2 separate regions of the Homo sapiens genome follow, and region 1 is linked to region 2. Evidence: chromatin contacts called from ENCODE Hi-C or POLR2A ChIA-PET data. All regions are on one chromosome and are shown on one strand. The core of a region is the stretch at or near the end of the contact, and the rest is flanking DNA. Distances in the headings are between cores, read along the strand shown.

Region 1 (4,153 bases), core at 1,132-3,631, 180 kb before region 2:
TTTTTTGTAGAGATGGGGTTTCACCATGTTGCCCAGGCTGGTCTCAAACTCCTGAGCTCAAGCGATCTGCCTGCCTCAGTCTCTCAGAGTGCTGGGATTACAGGGGTCGTGGTTTTTGAACTTATTATTCCAACCACTTGGTATAGGGTCTTTACCCTCTTGTTCACATGACATACTTCTGCTCATCCTTCAAGACTCGCGTGCTCTAGAAACTTTCCCCCTTTTAATGGGAGATATAACTGCAGTCTTAACTTAGACTTCATATGCTGCTTTGTTTATATTTGTTTCTAGAGTGTGACTTGCTGGGTGGTGGTGGTGGTTGCTTTTTGGGTTTTTGTTTTTTTTGTTTTTTTTTTTTGTTTTTTTTTTTTGAGACAGAGTCGCGTAGGTTGGAGCGCAGTGGCATGATCTCAGCTCACTGCAACCTCCGCCTCCCAGGTTCAAGCGATTCTCGTGCCTCAGCCTCCCGAGTAGCTGGGATTACAGGTGCGTGCCACCATGCCTGGCTATTTTTTGTATTTTTTGTAGAGACGAGGTTTCACCATGTTGGCCAGGCTGGTCTCGAACTCCTGACTTCAGGTGATCCACCTGCGTGGGCCTCCCAAAGTGCTAAGATTACAGACCTGAGCCACCATGCCCAGCCTGCTATTGTTCTGAGACTGGGTCTCACTCTGTCACCCAGGCTGGAGTGCAGTGGCGCAGTCATGGCTCACTGCAGCCTCAAATTCCTAGGTTCAGGGGATCCTCCCACCTCAGCCTTTCCAAGTAGCTGGGAGTATATGCTGCACCACCACACATGGCTAATGTTTAAAAAAAAAAAAAAATTTTGTAGAGACAGGGTCTCCCTGTACTGCCCAGGCTGGAGTGCAGTTCTGCTTATAGCTCACTGCAGCTTCAAACTCCTGGCCTCAACTGATCCTCCTGCCTCACACTCCAAAAGTGCCGGGATTATAGGAGTGAGCCACTTTGCCCAGCCTGTATTGTGAGTTTTAAAAAATGTTTTTGCTTGCCTTATTTCACATTAGGATTGATGCAGATACTGTTTCAATGTATTTTCACTGATAGATTATAAGGCTGTATGGTATAATGAAAGGTAAATAGAATTTGGAGCTACACAGAGCCAAGTTCAATCCCAGCTGAGTGACTTTAGCCAAATTACTTAACCCCACCCCCCCCAGCACTTTTTTTTCCTGCTCTGTTGCCCAGGCTGGAGTGCAGTGGCACGATCTTGGCTCACTGCAACCTTCCCCTCCTGGGTTCAAGCGATTCTCTTGTCTCAGCTTCCTGAGTAGCTGGGACTACAGGCACCCGCTACCACGCCCAGCTAATTTTTGTATTTTTAGTACAACTCCCAAAGTGCTGGGATTACAGGCGTGAGCCACCATGCCTGGCCCAGCAATTGTAATTCTGAAAATTTTCCCAAAGAAATTAATTGAGTTTGTGGGAGAAGTTTTAGTCTCAAGGTTGTTTATCACAATTTTTGCAGTAATGAAAATTAGAAACAACCTTTATGTTCACACTAAGATGAAGATACCCCCAAAAAAGAATAAAGAAACAACCTTGGCCGGGCGCAGTGGCTTACGCCTGTAATCCCAGCACTTTGGGAGGCCAAGGCAGGCAGATCACCAGGTCAGGAGATCCAGATCATCCTGGCTAACATGTGAAACCCCGTCTCTACTAAAAATACAAAAAATTAGCTGGCTGTGATGGCAGGCGCCTGTAGTCCCAGCTATTTAGGAGGCTGAGACAGGAGAATGGCGTGAACCCGGGAGGCGGAGCTTGCAGTGAGCCCAGATTGCACCACTGCACTCCAGCCTGGGCGACAGAGTGAGACTCTGTCTTTAAAAAAAAAAAAAAAAAAAAAAGAGAGAGAGAGAAACAACCTTTATGTCCAAGAATTGGAGGACTGGTTGGATAAAATGATAGTCATATGGTGGGATACTGTGGAACCATTTTAAATGATTTAGAATTTTTAATTATAAGGAAAATTCCATGACGTATTTATTAAGAAAAAACAAGTCATCAAAATAGCATATAGACTGTGATTGCCCTTTTATTTAGAGAAGAGGCTTGTTCGATTATAAGTTGATATCTATTCTTTTTTTTTTGCTTATCTATACCTTTTAATATTTTTATAGTGACTGTAATGCTTTGAAATTAAAAATTTTTTAAACAAATATTTTAAATTTGTCCTTTCTACAGGGAGATTCCATGGAGCTGGAAATATGGTGTCTTGAAATGAATGAAAAGTAAGTGCTGCGTCTTAGGGTCCTTGGTTGTGGTTGCTGAGGATAAAGTAGATGACATCATGTGAAAAGCAGGGCTTTGTTTTCAGAGTCAGGGAGGGCATTCTGACCACTTAACAAAGCCAATAGGTCTTTGCTACAATTTGCTTCATCCTTGGCTTCCAGCCTGGACACAGAGATGACCTTCAGAGGGAACATCAGTCCAGAGAGACTCAGATACTACAGGGAAAGGAGCAGCAGAAAAAGCTGAAAAGGCTTTGTTGTTTTCCCAGAGTACAGCTAGTTCTCTGATTAAATCCCTTGCGAGCTCTTGTAATATGACTACTCTGTTTTGTCTGTTTTCTGTGTGGCAGCCATCCAATAAGATTTCCCCTCCCTGCTCCTTTTTACAGACTGTATGGGTCATGGATTGGAAATGCATGTTATTTCCTTTCCCCATTTTCTTCTTTCAAGGCAGATTAGCTTATCTCTTGCCTGAAGCTTCAGTTTTCAACAAGAGTATATAGGAAAATTGAGGAAACATCAACACATCAAAAGAAAAATCTTAGTGATAAGTATATGTGGTGGACATTAATTTTCTTTATTGAATAAATGCAATTGCCAGGTTATGACCCAAAATTTTAGAGCCAAGCTGACTTTTCTGCAGACTTCTGTTAGATTATCGAGATAGACAGCTCATAGGATAGTACATGTTTGCACCTTCAGTGTATATAATTGCAGTATTTATTTATTTATATGTTTTCAGATGTGCTGCTTTATTTCTAAAAAAAAAATAACCACTTTGAAGCTAGAAAAAATATATTGGGTGCCTTTTGGTGCTCATTTGCCTGTGTCTAGTACATGAGAAAGTAAAACATTGGCTTACCTCAGTAATCTGTTGATAAAGGTGTAATTAGAGTTCTCTGGTTAGTCAGAACATGTCTTAATAATAAATTTGGTCTTGTGTAGCTCCAGCGCTAAATAGAAGAATGCTGACCATATCTTTGTGCCTGGCAGGTGTGATAAAGAAATCAAAGTTTCCTACACGGTGTACAACAGACTGTCATTGCTGCTGAAGTCCCTTCTTGCTATAACTAGGGTGACACCAGCCTATAGGCTCTCCAGGAAACAAGGGCATGAATATGTCATATTATACAGGTAAACAGCATAGATGGTCATCTTGATTCACTCATCAACCCCCTCACTTTGTACATTGTCTGGCATTTAGATGTTCTGTGATGATGTTTTGGACAGTTGGTTGGTTTGTTGGATTATTGATGCTGTCGCTTTCATGTGATCACTATCCAGCCTGCCTTATGAACCTCACCCTTCCAAAGCCACCAGGTTTATTATCCTTTTCTATATGCACAATCGTGATTCCTGTGGAATGGATGTTGAGGTCCTAGTGATAAACATCTTAGAGCTAGGGAAGGAAGTCAAGAGTTTTATTTATTTATTTATTTAGAGACGGAGTCTCGCTCCATCGCCCAGGTTAGAGTGCAATGGCGCGATCTTGGCCCATTGCAGCCTCTGCCTCCCGGGTTCAAGTGATTCTCCTGCCTTAGCCTCCCGAGTAGATGGGACTACAGGCACCCGCCACCATGCTCAGCTAATTTTTGTATTTTTAGTAGAGACAGGGTTTCACCATATTGGCCAGGCTGGTCTCGAGCTCCTGACCTTGTGATCTGCCTGCCTCAGCCTCCCAAAGTGCTGGGATTATAGGTGTGAGCCACGGCACCCGGCCTGGAAGTCAAGACTTTGAAAAACAGTCTATACTGGGAAGATTCCACAGTTTTCTGTATTCCAGGGTTAAATTAAAACTTTGTCTAACAAACTGTTAACTCAGTTTAAGTTTTTAATTAGTTGTCTGTGGATATAAAGAATGGGTCAACAGAGTATTTTCCTTGGAGCATTTCACCTCAGCACAT
Region 2 (4,067 bases), core at 1,145-3,644:
AGACCTATATAGGGATAGTCATAGCAATGTTGTTCATAGTAGTCAAAAGCTGGAAACAGTTCACATGTTCATCAAACTGTGCTTTTCAAACTCAGGACCAGTCTTCCCCCTACCACCCCCACCAACTGAATACTAGTATGTCTGTAAAATACAATAAAAATTATTATACCTCTGTATTTTTTAAGTTGAATGCCAAATGGTCCAGCTGCTGTGAATGCAAAATGGTCTAGCTGCTGTGTAAAACCATTTGGAAGTTTCTCAAAAAGTTAAAAGTATCATATAGGGATGAGCAGACTGATCTGGATTTTATAAACAGATATAAGAACCAAGTTTTTGCTACACAGTAGAGTTTGATGCCTAAAGAGCAAATAAAATTGCCAACAAAGAGAAGCATTAAGAAGATTAATTTGAACTATACATAATGCTTGCTGTGGTTTATTTGATCTAGTCCCTAGTAAAGACACATATTCAGAAATTTCAATTATTCAGAGCTCTCAGATTTTATCCCAGTCTAAAACTGAGGCAAAGACAAGTAGGTCAGCTAAAGTAAGTATGTTTTACAGATATATTATAATCATATACCACTGATCTAAAAATGTCTTCCTAAGAGCTCAAATACCATATAGTCCATGCTATTGCTGAAAAGGTTTAGGCATAATTGTTTATTTTTAGACTAGAGGTTAAGAAATGTTTTCAAGGTTATACATGAAGGCAGAACTTAGAATAAATTCCAAATTGTCTGATTTTTCAGTTTAGTGTTCAAATAAATAACAAATTTCCTATTAAATATGCACTATATCCCATCATAAAAGAGACCCCAAAATCTGTGCATTTTCTCATTAACCAACCATTTAAAAGGGACAGAGAGATTAAGTCATGAGTAATACTAGAGCTGGGCCTAGAACCTATGTCTCCTACTTCTCAGTCTGTCTCTCTTCCCTACAACCCATGGGCCCAAGTGTGGTGTCTTTTTAGTTTAAATTCCTGTATTTTGATAGTCTATAAGAGTAATTACAGAGCTACTGTACAGATTATTTTCTCTTCTACTTAGAGAAAAACCACTGGCAGTATGACTTTTTTATGGCAAATTCCCAAGCTCTTGACCTACAAAAGCTCTTCACTATCACAATACAAGAGATCTGAATTTGATTACCATTCCTGGACTCTCACCTCTGGCTAAGGAGATGCTATTGCAGAAGCACAGAATGATTTTAACAGAAGTTTGAGAAAAACTTCTGCTCCATCAAAAAGCAACCCATTTGAATGACCACTGAGTGTGATGATAGGCTCATAAAAAAAAAAAAAGAAATTATTTTTTTAAAAAAGCAATGCATACACATGCCCAGAAATCTACTCAAACCATGTCTAGGAAGGACAACTGGATTAAAGAAACACAACAACTATGTAACTGTCATAGAAAACTTAAGATTTTTATTATTTAACCAAAATCTGACAAAATCCCATCTCTGAGTAGCAGGTGGCAAAAATGACAACACTTTCCCTCAAATTAAAAAAAAAACTCACTGTCTCCAGGTATTTCCCATTAACAAGGACAAGTGTTATCCTCTTGCCGGAGTATTCTGCATTACCAGGCGGCCAGAAATCTGAACAGTTTTCTAGCAGATTATCTCAAACTTTGGTGTGTTTGCTTTCCTAATCTTGGGACAGTGGCGTCCCACAAATTCCTTCAGAGATGGAGAGGGGTAAAGAGCTGTCTCTTTCACATTGTGCTCTTTATATCAGGAGGAAAGGTTAACTGGACTCTTCCTAAGAGATGTTCACTGTCAACATATCCAAAAGGGGTACGGGATACCACCAACACAGGCCTCTGGAGAGACAGCTAAACCTGGCTGTGAATTAGGACAACTTGGAGTTACTGCTCGACTGTACCAAGGTAGCTGAAAACCTAATGCTTACTCATCCCAAAGCTACCAAGGTCTTCAAATACCAGGGTAAGGATCCAAGGCCCAGAGAGAGAGATTCAGCTCCACCCATTCAGCTCAAATGGGTTATACTCTGGTAAAAGCAACCCTCTCCTCACCCCAAGTAAGAACCAGGTGGGGGCAAAGCCAGGTCGTGGGCACTGCTCACCCACTGCATGCCCAAACAAGCACCCTACGGCTGCTGTCACCACCCAGAAGTAGAGCAGATACCCTGGCTTTAGCTCACTGGAGCCGGCATTGTTTACGCTCTTTCGCCGCCTTAGCCTCTGATAGGCCAGCAAAGTCCCCAGTACTGTCCACCAGGACTTGCAGCACGGTCGCGGGATGCTTGCCCTTTGCCCGTGGTTTGACACTTACGCTCCCCGGGCAGGGAGAGGTCAGGGAAGCTAAGGTCCGAGCAGGATCAGCAGGAATACCCGGCAGGCGGCGGCGGCGGCGGCAGCAGCATTGGTGCTGCGGTCCGCTGGGAAACGCCTCCTCCGAGGGCGGGGCCCGGAGCGCCACTGTCAGAGTGCCCGCCCCACCCTCAGCTCCCCTCTCCGCACACTCTGAAAGCTTAAAGGGGCCGCAGTGTATCTTCGCCCAGAGGTTTGCAGGCCTCAGGCGCTGCTTCTAGGTCCTAGGCTTTCCCAGGCAAGAGGCAAATGATGGACCAACTAGGAAGACTACTGCAGTTGGGTGGACCTCTTTTTTTGGTAGTATTACACGTAATATTCCAGAAACAAAGGAGATGACCAGTTCCCACTATCACAATCCTAATCCCTCCTCCAAGGGTGAAAAAAATTACTGCAGGTAACAGCCAAAGCATCAAGGTAGATACATAGCCCCTCATTATATGTAAGCTGCTTACTTCATTAACCTCCTTTGGACTCGAGCAGTTCTTCAAATGGCAACTCAAAGGCCTGGAAAAGATCCTACAATGCTCCACCTCACCTTTTCACGGAATTCGTTCTTTACAAAACTGGAGGAATCCTGGACAATGATACAAGATGGGCAGGAAGGTAATAGAAGGTGAAATAGAAAAATACCAGCCTGGGCAACAAAGTGAGACCCCATCTCTACAAAAAATAAAAAATTAGCTGGGCATGGTGGTACAAGACTAGTCCCAGCTACTCCGGAGGCTGAGGTGGGAGGATCCTGAGCCCAGGACTAGGCTGCAGTGAGCCAGACTGCACCACAGCACTCCACCCTGAACAACTAACCAAAACCATACCTCTATAAAAGAAAAAAAGAAAAATAACCTTCCCCATCTTGTGTGTAAAATGTGATCTTTCAAAAATTGACCTAAAAGTCAACGTAAATAAATGTACAAGTCTATGTAAGTAATCTTGCATGCCAATACAATTGTAATGTGCAATCATCTAATTTAATATGAAGAGTTCTTAAGAAAATTGTAGTAGAAACGGCATTAATATTTCAAGGAGTTAAGTCCTAGTCTCTGAGATCTCCAAAGGTTAGCAACTAGTTTTAATTTTCTTTTTGTAGGAGGAGTTTGTCCTGAATCCTAGTTTACAAGGTTTGACTGCATTTTGTGTCTCCCATCATACCAACAGGAAAGATATGTGCTTTTTTTAAGTCCATATTACTCCACCTAATTTAGATGAATCAACACACCTCCTTAAAGCCTTGGGCCATCATCAGATCAGTACAGGAATCAATGTAGTAAGCTTAAAGACCATTTGTAAGTAACCCAATTTCTCCTATCCACAACAGGAATAAAGCAGAAATTTAAGAATCCAAAGAACAGTTATGAAGATTGCTCCACCAGGGAGCAGACTCAGGTTACTCTTATTCTGAAGGTTTTAGAGAACCCTAAGCTAAAGTTGCCAAGTATCTTTTCCTTACTTGGGTGGGGGCGGGGTAGATAAATAAATAAAGTTGCCAAGTAAAAAATGGATTCAGATTAAAACAGTCTGATTTTTGAACTGCCAAGACAGTCTCATTCTACAATGCATTTAACTGTAAAGAATACCTCTGAATTAGGTAATTAAGACCTTCATTCATTATATTCCCATCAAGCTTAACTGTTCTGAGGGTAATGGTTTGCAGATCAGCCTTTCTCATCAGATTGTGAGTTCCTCAAGGGCAAGGGCTGGAATGTATCTTAATTATCTTTTTCTTCCA

What was found. A loop is a pair of places that touch in the nucleus more often than their neighbours do. ChIA-PET counts read pairs that join two places held with the same protein, here RNA polymerase II (POLR2A). Pooled maps may share reads with other maps.
Region 1: a pooled map shows a loop between it and region 2 (3-fold over the local background). The contact joins two enhancer-like sites. A Hi-C loop is called at or near these places in 3 of 50 pooled maps. POLR2A ChIA-PET finds 5 or more read pairs at or near these places in 3 of 52 experiments (A673, AG04450 and PC-9).

Annotation. Positions count from the first base shown.
Region 1 is chr11:46,646,935-46,651,087 of GRCh38, forward strand. It overlaps ATG13 (autophagy related 13), which reads left to right. Exons shown (of 19, transcript NM_001346311.2): 6 at 2,203-2,249; 7 at 3,243-3,383. Among named protein-coding and RNA genes, the nearest start is that of ATG13, 31 kb to the left of the region's middle. Within about 2 kb of position 2,382, at least 14 of the 41 ENCODE cell types and tissues checked have a DNase peak (open chromatin) inside an H3K27ac peak, as active enhancers do.
Region 2 is chr11:46,824,462-46,828,528 of GRCh38, forward strand. All of the region lies in intron 1 of CKAP5 (cytoskeleton associated protein 5), which reads right to left. Among named protein-coding and RNA genes, the nearest start is that of CKAP5, 20 kb to the right of the region's middle. RefSeq lists enhancers at 1,724-2,276, 2,277-2,827. Within about 2 kb of position 2,395, at least 24 of the 41 ENCODE cell types and tissues checked have a DNase peak (open chromatin) inside an H3K27ac peak, as active enhancers do.